2 separate regions of the Homo sapiens genome follow, and region 1 is linked to region 2. A link is a contact called in ENCODE Hi-C or POLR2A ChIA-PET data. All regions are on one chromosome and are shown on one strand. The core of a region is the stretch at or near the end of the contact, and the rest is flanking DNA. Distances in the headings are between cores, read along the strand shown. Region 1 has its middle 77 kb from the start of FOXN3-AS1. Region 2 has its middle 36 kb from the start of FOXN3-AS2.

Region 1 (3,946 bases), core at 523-3,022, 46 kb before region 2:
AGGTCCGCACCTATAATCTCAGCACTTTGGGAGGCTGAGGCGAGAGGATGGCTTGAGCCCAGGAGTTTAAGACCAGCCTGGAAAATATAGTGAGGTCTTTTAGTTGGGCATGGTGGTATGTGCCTGTTGTCCCGGCTACTTGGGAAACTGAGGCAGAAGGATCGCTAGAGCCCAAGAGGCAGAGGTTGCAGTAGGGCGAGATAGCACCGCTGCACTCTGGCCTGGGCGACAAAGTGAGACCCTGTCTCAACAAAATAAAATAAAACCAAAAAACAACCCCCATAGAAGACACAAATTTCAATTCCCATCTCTGGATTGCTCAGACTACACATGGGCATATATGGAAAGCTTCAACATTCATTTCATTTATCAACTTATTTAGAAAGGCACATTGTATCTACCCACTGGGGTGTGGTACATTCCAGGGTTCAAGTCCCTGGTTTATAATCCAAAACCTGTCCTGGCCCTCCACATGCGTGGGTGCTCAGAAACTCCGAGCGCCTCAGAGGTATTCTCTTAACATCTGATCAAATAATGACTATAAAGAATAATATGCAGTACATACTGTAGATAGTTCCCTGTGCACATAAAAAAATAGTCTCATACAGCCCAAAGAGCTGTCTGCATCGCTTTTTCTAAAAGTCCACCTATGGTCGGAAAACTAACCTTCTTCAAATGAATAGATTAGCTTAAATTACCATGCCATTTTACATTCTCTTCACTGATACACGAATAATAAAACTATGAGGTAAATGCAGGCTTAAATCGAATAATGGGCATAAATAAAAAAATTTTTTGACATTAAAAACTCAGTGTAAATTGCACTACAACATACTTGAAAGCTCCCACAATCATAACGTGCACATTGAAATCCATTAACCTAATACCTAGGCTGCTATTCAAAAGTAGGGGTCTAGCAGGCAAATAAATACTCATTTGAACACTCCTCCGAAATTACTGCACAATTTGGTTGCAAAGTCACACACTTACAAAGTCTATCATCTTTACTTGGTTGCTCTGTAACCAACACTGAAGTCATATAAGGTTACAATGTGGCAGCATGAGATCAACACAGATACCAGCAAATGGTACTAAAAAGTAGCAGCAAATGTCAAAGACAAACCAGGGTCAGCTTGGAGAGAATGAGATATTTACATAAGCTTTCAGAAAAGACAATGGAGCCCCGATTTCCCCTTAACCGCACACCTAATCAACCTCTCTGCTCCTCACCTGATCATTCTGATATAAAAGCAATTTCTACAGTGATACATTCAAAGACCTTAGTTGCCATAAACTCAGCAGCTGTTAAAAAGATTCTGTTGCACATTCGATTTGCTTTAAGACTCAGCTATTTCCAACCAAAGCTTTCATTTCTTATCCATCTCTACCCCCCTCCAAAAAAAAAAAAAATAGCTTCATTAACAATATCCTTCTTTGATATGTCATCTGCCAAGGCCATTTTCTTACCTTTGTAACTCACATTTTTTTTCATTTGAGGATATTTACCCAAGCAAGGACAATTGTTTGACTGGAATCTTGCAACTTTCAACTTTGCCCAGATTTTGCCATCGTGCAGAAGGGGAATGCCGCAACCCCCGACACATCGTTCAGTTGAGCTAATACACATCTGAATCCAGAGCTATATTTTAAATTCTTTTACACTTACTTAATATAGTGCATGCCGCCTGTCCACTGATGCGATATCAGAAACCTGCAAGCTACTATTTCTGCAACTGTGTCACTGTAGATAGTCTGAAACATGTACGTAGCTGTTGCCATGGAAACAAACACAGCTAGGGTAGAGTGCCACGCTGTGTTAATTCCTTCACCCATGAACCCCAGGGGAATGCTAACATTCATCTTCTTTCTCCTTTAGTCTCACACTGCTTTAATATTTTTTTAGCATTATCAAATGATGTACTAAATACATATGGTACACCTGAAAATACGGATGGCTGAAATGAGCCGTGGTACCAACCTAGCCTGCCGGCTGGGCTGTCTGCTTAAGGTGGTGCAGCTCTGCAATGGATCCTTTCCTGAACTTCTCCTGGGAGAAATAAAGAACTTTGTCTTTCTTTTAAAATGGTGTGGGAAGGACAGAAAAGGTGAGCATCTTGTCTCCCCTAAGAACAGTTATCCTGGAATGGCACCAGAAGAAAGATGCTATCAGAAATGTACCTTCTCAGTTCTCTGAAAGGCAGAGGGAGGCCTTGCAAACTTTCTGAAGTGGATCCAAGCTAAGAGTTGTTCTCCCTTCCAAGTAGAGCTGCATTAGCAGGCTATAAACCCAATAGTTTTAATTAGGCAAAAGCATAAACCCTTAACAAGGGATTCATCTGTCCCCACTTGGTCTTTATTCCTAAACCCATGCAAGAAGGTATTAAAATGAGTGAGTAGGCAATGACATGGAAATCTGCCATTATTCAGAAAGGAATTGTGATTTTCCTGGAATTTGAACATTCTCTTTTTTGCTTCAAGTTCATATCTCTGTCCTTATCAATGCTTGGACCTGTGAAGAAAAGTCAAACTCATTCACTGCACCTAAAAGCCAAAATGTATGGTTATTGGTGCACTGGGCCACCTTCTCATTATTCAACTGGTAAGCCGCTTTAAATATTGGGGTAATATTCATCACGGTAGACAAAAGTAAGCTGTTCAAAATCTTAATTACATCATATCCCTTGGGCTGGTTAATAATATTCAATCTAGATGAAAATGGCCACGTTTTAGATTTGCATGCTGATGTGTTTCACTTGAATACAATTTTCGCACTAAATAATCACTTGTAGGCTTTAAAAGTGCAGCTCTGTGACCCTGAACTGGCATATTTTAAAGAAACCACTACTTTATTTGTGGGGATTATGGCAAAATTAGCCTAGAAAAGATGAGCAAACTTTTCCTGTTATTTTCCTAAATTGAATCATGCTTGGCTATTTACTATGATAATAATAATAAATTCATTCCTAAAATAAAGCAGAACAGAAAATGGATATATACACACCTTACTGGTTAAAGAAATTCATCACTTTTTAAAAGCAATCTCAAAAAGATGTTAGGGTCCAGTAGAAAACCTAGTCTTCAAGTATTAGCAGGGCAGGTAAGGATTACCCTTTAACTAATCACAACCAGTACTCATAAACTTCAGAGGCAGAACCACAGCAATGAAAACTGCAGTCCCTTCCATTAACTTTACATTTCTGCCTCTTATTTGCTTCAAGTTCAAATCTCTGCCATTATCAATGCCCTTACATTCCTCTAGTATCACAAAGCATTTTGACATAGGTTATTTCATTTGACTCTCATGAGAGTTCCACGAATTAACTTGGTAGGTATCACCAATCTCATTTCACAGAAGATACACTGAGGCTCCAAAAATCAGCAACTGGTCCTAGGCCACAAGGTAAGTGTCAGACCTTGCTTAGGTCACCTGATCCGATGTTCTCTATAGGGGCCGTGCTGCTCCTAAGCATGCTCACAATGCAGTTGGCTGCCTGTAATCCCAGCACTTTAGGAGGCTGAAGCGGGTGGATCATGAGGTCAGGAGCTCGAGAACAGCTTGGCCAACGTGGTAAAATCCCGTCTCTACTAAAAATTCAAAAATTAGCTGGGTGTGGTGGCAGGCACCTGTAATCCCAGCTACTCGGGAGGCTGAGGCAGGCGAATCTCTTGAACCCGGGAGGCGGAGGTTGCAGTGAGCTGAGATGGCACCATTACACTACAGCCTGGGCAACAAGAGCAAAACTCCGTCTCAAAAAAAGAGTACTTGACTAGAGTTAACAATAGTTATAAAAGGATAGATACTAAGTATCAGATTAATTGGTTTGGGGATTAACTATGGCTGGTGGTGGAAGTTAGGCAAATCCTCCTCTTTGACCTCACCCACCCATTTCTTCTCCCAAGGCTTTAGGAGTGCAGCAAGCGCTCCCAGAGCAGATCATCTCAGCCT
Region 2 (3,588 bases), core at 499-2,998:
GCCTGGTTTCGAACTCCCGACCTCAGGTGATCCGCCCGCCTCAGCCTCCCAAAAGAGCTGGAATTACAGGCATGAGTCACCGCACCTGGCCTTTTATTATTATTATTTATTTATTTATCTATTTATTTATTTTTGAGACGGAGTCTCACTCTGTCGCCCCGGCTGGAGTGCAGTGGTGCGATCTCCGCTCACTGCAACTTCCGCCCCATGGGTTCAAGCGATTCTCCTGCCTCAGCCTCCTAAGTAGCTGGGATTATAGGCGCCCGCCACCACGTCTGGCTAATTTTTGTATTTTTAGTAGAGATAGGGTTTTACCACGTTGGCCAGGCTGGTCTCGAACTCCTGACCTCATGATCCACCTGCCTCGGCCTCCCAAAGTGCTGGGATTACAGGCGTGAGCCACGTGCCTGGCCACTTTTCTTTTTTTTATTTTTAAAAATTTAGTTGTATAATACCAAATTCTTCACTTGTCTTTTAACTGAAACCTTTCCCAATTTGTGCTTTTAAAGGCATTTGAAGATAAAAAGGTTATGTAGTCAAATGGAAATTTGAGAAAAGGAAATAAAATAAAACAGTATCTCCTAGAAAAGGATATAATGTGCAGTTTTGACCAAATTAATTTAATGTTTGTTTTTTAGGAGCTTGCTGGCTAGTGTTCTGAAAAACACAGAAAATACCGGTCCAGTGAAAATGATACATAAAACACTCCCCTGTTTTTATTTTGCCATTGTCTCAGTTTAAAAGAAAAACAAAATGGGATGTCTATAATGGAGAAATAAAGCAGGGCTCATAAGTAGGGTCGATAACAAAATTTCAAAATCATATAAACACAACCTTGGGTCCTGCTCACCACTTACATTGTGTGACTTGACTTAAAAATTGCTTCCACTTTCTCAGCCTCAGTTTCCATATCAGTCAAATGGGAATAATATTAACTGCCTCTTAGGGTAAGTAGGTGTATTTATTGAGAAATTCAAGCCAAATCATCCAGCAGAGTACTTAGCACAGAGCACACTTTGATGGTCAGGAACTGCTGCGTGAGACACTGATGGGTGACAGAGGGAGGCTCGTTAGGGTTAGTCCACGGCAGCTGTGCCTTCTGATACTAAAACAAAAATATATTCAACTTCAATGTGCTTGAAAAACTAGACATAGGCTGCATGAGAAAAGAAAAAGGAAACATACCAAAATGGAAGAGAAGTCTGAAGAACACTCATCTCAAGCCAGATTTTCAAGGAAATGAGTTTAATATGAAATTACAAAAACAGTGCCCTCGGCTGTTTCTACTTTTCTATGAAATCCGATAGCCAGATATCACGATGCAACAGAACAAAGAAAATGCAAAGAACAGCAGGATAAATACTTTTAGTTGTTTTCTCACGCCACTCCTTCAAATTGGTGTTTGCAGCATGGTAGTAGAAGGTAATGCAATAACCATGTGAAATTTACAGCAGACTTTAGGATTGTGGACATTTCTGAGCAAATAGAGATAACAACAAAGGCCAGGAACAAGTGACTGTGGGGTATGTGGTTAGATCAAGACCTTGAAAACAGATGCTTTACCTAGCCAAGTAAACCAATGTTTACCACTGTCCTCTAAAAGGCATGCTTAACATAGACCTAAAACTGAAGCAAATCCTTACACTAGAGTTTGATAGCATTTTTTTAAAATCTCGCATATAAAGTTGGCTGGAGACCTAAAGCAACCAGTTACAAAGAAAATGAGGCTGGGCACGGTGACTCACGCCTGTAATCCCAGCACTCTGGGAAGCCAAGGCGGGCGGATCGCGAGGTCAGGAGTTCAAGACCACCCTGGCCAACATAGTGAAACGTCGTCTCTACTAAAAATACAAAAAAAAAATTTAGCCGAGCGTGGTCGCACGCACCTGTGGTCCCAGCTACTTGGGAGGCTGAGGCAGGAGACTCGCTTGAACTGGGAGGCGGAGGCTGTAGTGAGCCGAGATTGCAACACTGCACTCCAGCCTGGGTAACACAGTGAGACTATGTCTCAAAAAAAAAAAAAAAAAGGAAAATGAACGAGTTATATGCCTTTAAAAATCAAATTTTGTTAGGATAAAACATCCAAAGACTGCTGCTGCTAAGAAAAATCTATATGGAATGTTCCTTGATATAAGTGACTCAGATCGGGTCTTAAAAATACTTTTGTTGTGCAGAGATTTGCAGTAGTAAGTAGGAAATGTCTAATAAGTGTTTGCAACATGAAGGAACTGAATGAATGAATGAATGAATAAACTAAGTGGCTGAGTCAGAGTATCTCTGGCTGAGTCACAGTATGTTAGAATTGGAAGAATTCTAAGATTCTTACCGATTTTGATTTCAATTTGTACATTGTGTCATTGGAAGCTCAGGACCTCACCAGACAGATCTCTCGCAAATATTTGTTGGATATATGAATGGAACCAGAGCTACAGAAACAAGCACTTTTCCTTCCTGGTTCAATTCAAACACATCATGTGGGTGGTGCTGTAAGAGGTGTTTGAACCACATCAACTCCATCTTGAATAGGAGCTGAGTAAAATAAGGCTGAGATCTACTCGGGCTGCATTCCCAGACGGTGAAGGCATTCTAAGTCACAGGATGAGACAGGAGGTCAGCACAAGATACAGGTCACAAAGACCTTGCTGATAAAACACTTTGTGGTAAAGAAGCTGGCCAAAACCCACCAAAACCAAGATGGCCACCACAGGGACCTCTGGTCCTCCTCACTGCTACACTCCCACCAGCACCACAACAGTTTATAAATGCCACAGCAATGTCAGGAAGTTACCCTATATGGTCTAAAAAGGGGAGGCATGAATAATCCCCCCCTTGTTTAGCATATCATCAAGAAATAACTATAAAAATGGGCAGCCAGCAGCCCTCGCAGCTGCTCTGTCTATGGAATAGCCATTCTTTTATTCCTTTACTTTCTTTATAAACTTGCTTTTGCTTTACTCTATGGACTTGCTCTGAATTCTTTCTTGCATGAGATTCAAGAACCCTCTTGGCCTCTGGATCAGGACCCCTTTCCCGTAACAGTGCTATGGCTGGGATTTTGCTCCCTGCTCTGCCACTCTGGACATAGCTGTACATCCTTGAGCAAACTTTTTCACTTCTCTGGTTTCCTTACTTGTAAAACTGGGCACATGGAACTACAAAAGGTCCCTTGCATCAGCAATATTCTAAGATTACTCAGGAAAATATAAGCCCAAAGACCCAAGTTGTTAAAGGAAAGGGGTCCCGATCCAGACCCCAAGAGAGGGTTCTTGGATCTCGCGTAAGAAAGAATTCAGGGCGAGTCCGAAGTGCAAAGTAAAAGCAAGTTTATTAAGAAAGTAAAGTGGTGAAAGAACAGCTACTCCATAGATAGAGTACGATGTTCCTGAAAGTAAGAGGAGGAACGCATCCACCCTAAGTACAATACTTGTATATATGGGGAGATGTGCTCTGCTACAAGGGTTTGCGATAAAGGATTAATTTTCTTAATTACTATATTTTGCAAGAATCGATATTATTATCTTTAAAGCAAAATTAAGAGTGCCTTTGTTCTCCAGATGTCAGGATACCTGGACACTCCCAAGTCTGAGT

Evidence for each region. Hi-C counts contacts between places; a loop is a spot of excess contacts on that map. ChIA-PET counts read pairs that join two places held with the same protein, here RNA polymerase II (POLR2A). Pooled maps may share reads with other maps.
Region 1: a map of ascending aorta shows a loop between it and region 2 (2.4-fold over the local background). The contact joins two enhancer-like sites. A Hi-C loop is called at or near these places in 1 of 168 maps with a recorded cell type or tissue (ascending aorta) and 2 of 50 pooled maps. POLR2A ChIA-PET finds 5 or more read pairs at or near these places in 8 of 52 experiments (AG04450, CD8-positive, alpha-beta T cell, H1 and 5 more).

What each region holds. Positions count from the first base shown.
Region 1 is chr14:89,492,464-89,496,409 of GRCh38, forward strand. It overlaps a transcript of FOXN3 not described here. Among named protein-coding and RNA genes, the nearest start is that of FOXN3-AS1, 77 kb to the left of the region's middle. Within about 2 kb of position 1,773, at least 2 of the 41 ENCODE cell types and tissues checked have a DNase peak (open chromatin) inside an H3K27ac peak, as active enhancers do.
Region 2 is chr14:89,538,728-89,542,315 of GRCh38, forward strand. It overlaps a transcript of FOXN3 not described here. Among named protein-coding and RNA genes, the nearest start is that of FOXN3-AS2, 36 kb to the right of the region's middle. Within about 2 kb of position 1,749, at least 2 of the 41 ENCODE cell types and tissues checked have a DNase peak (open chromatin) inside an H3K27ac peak, as active enhancers do.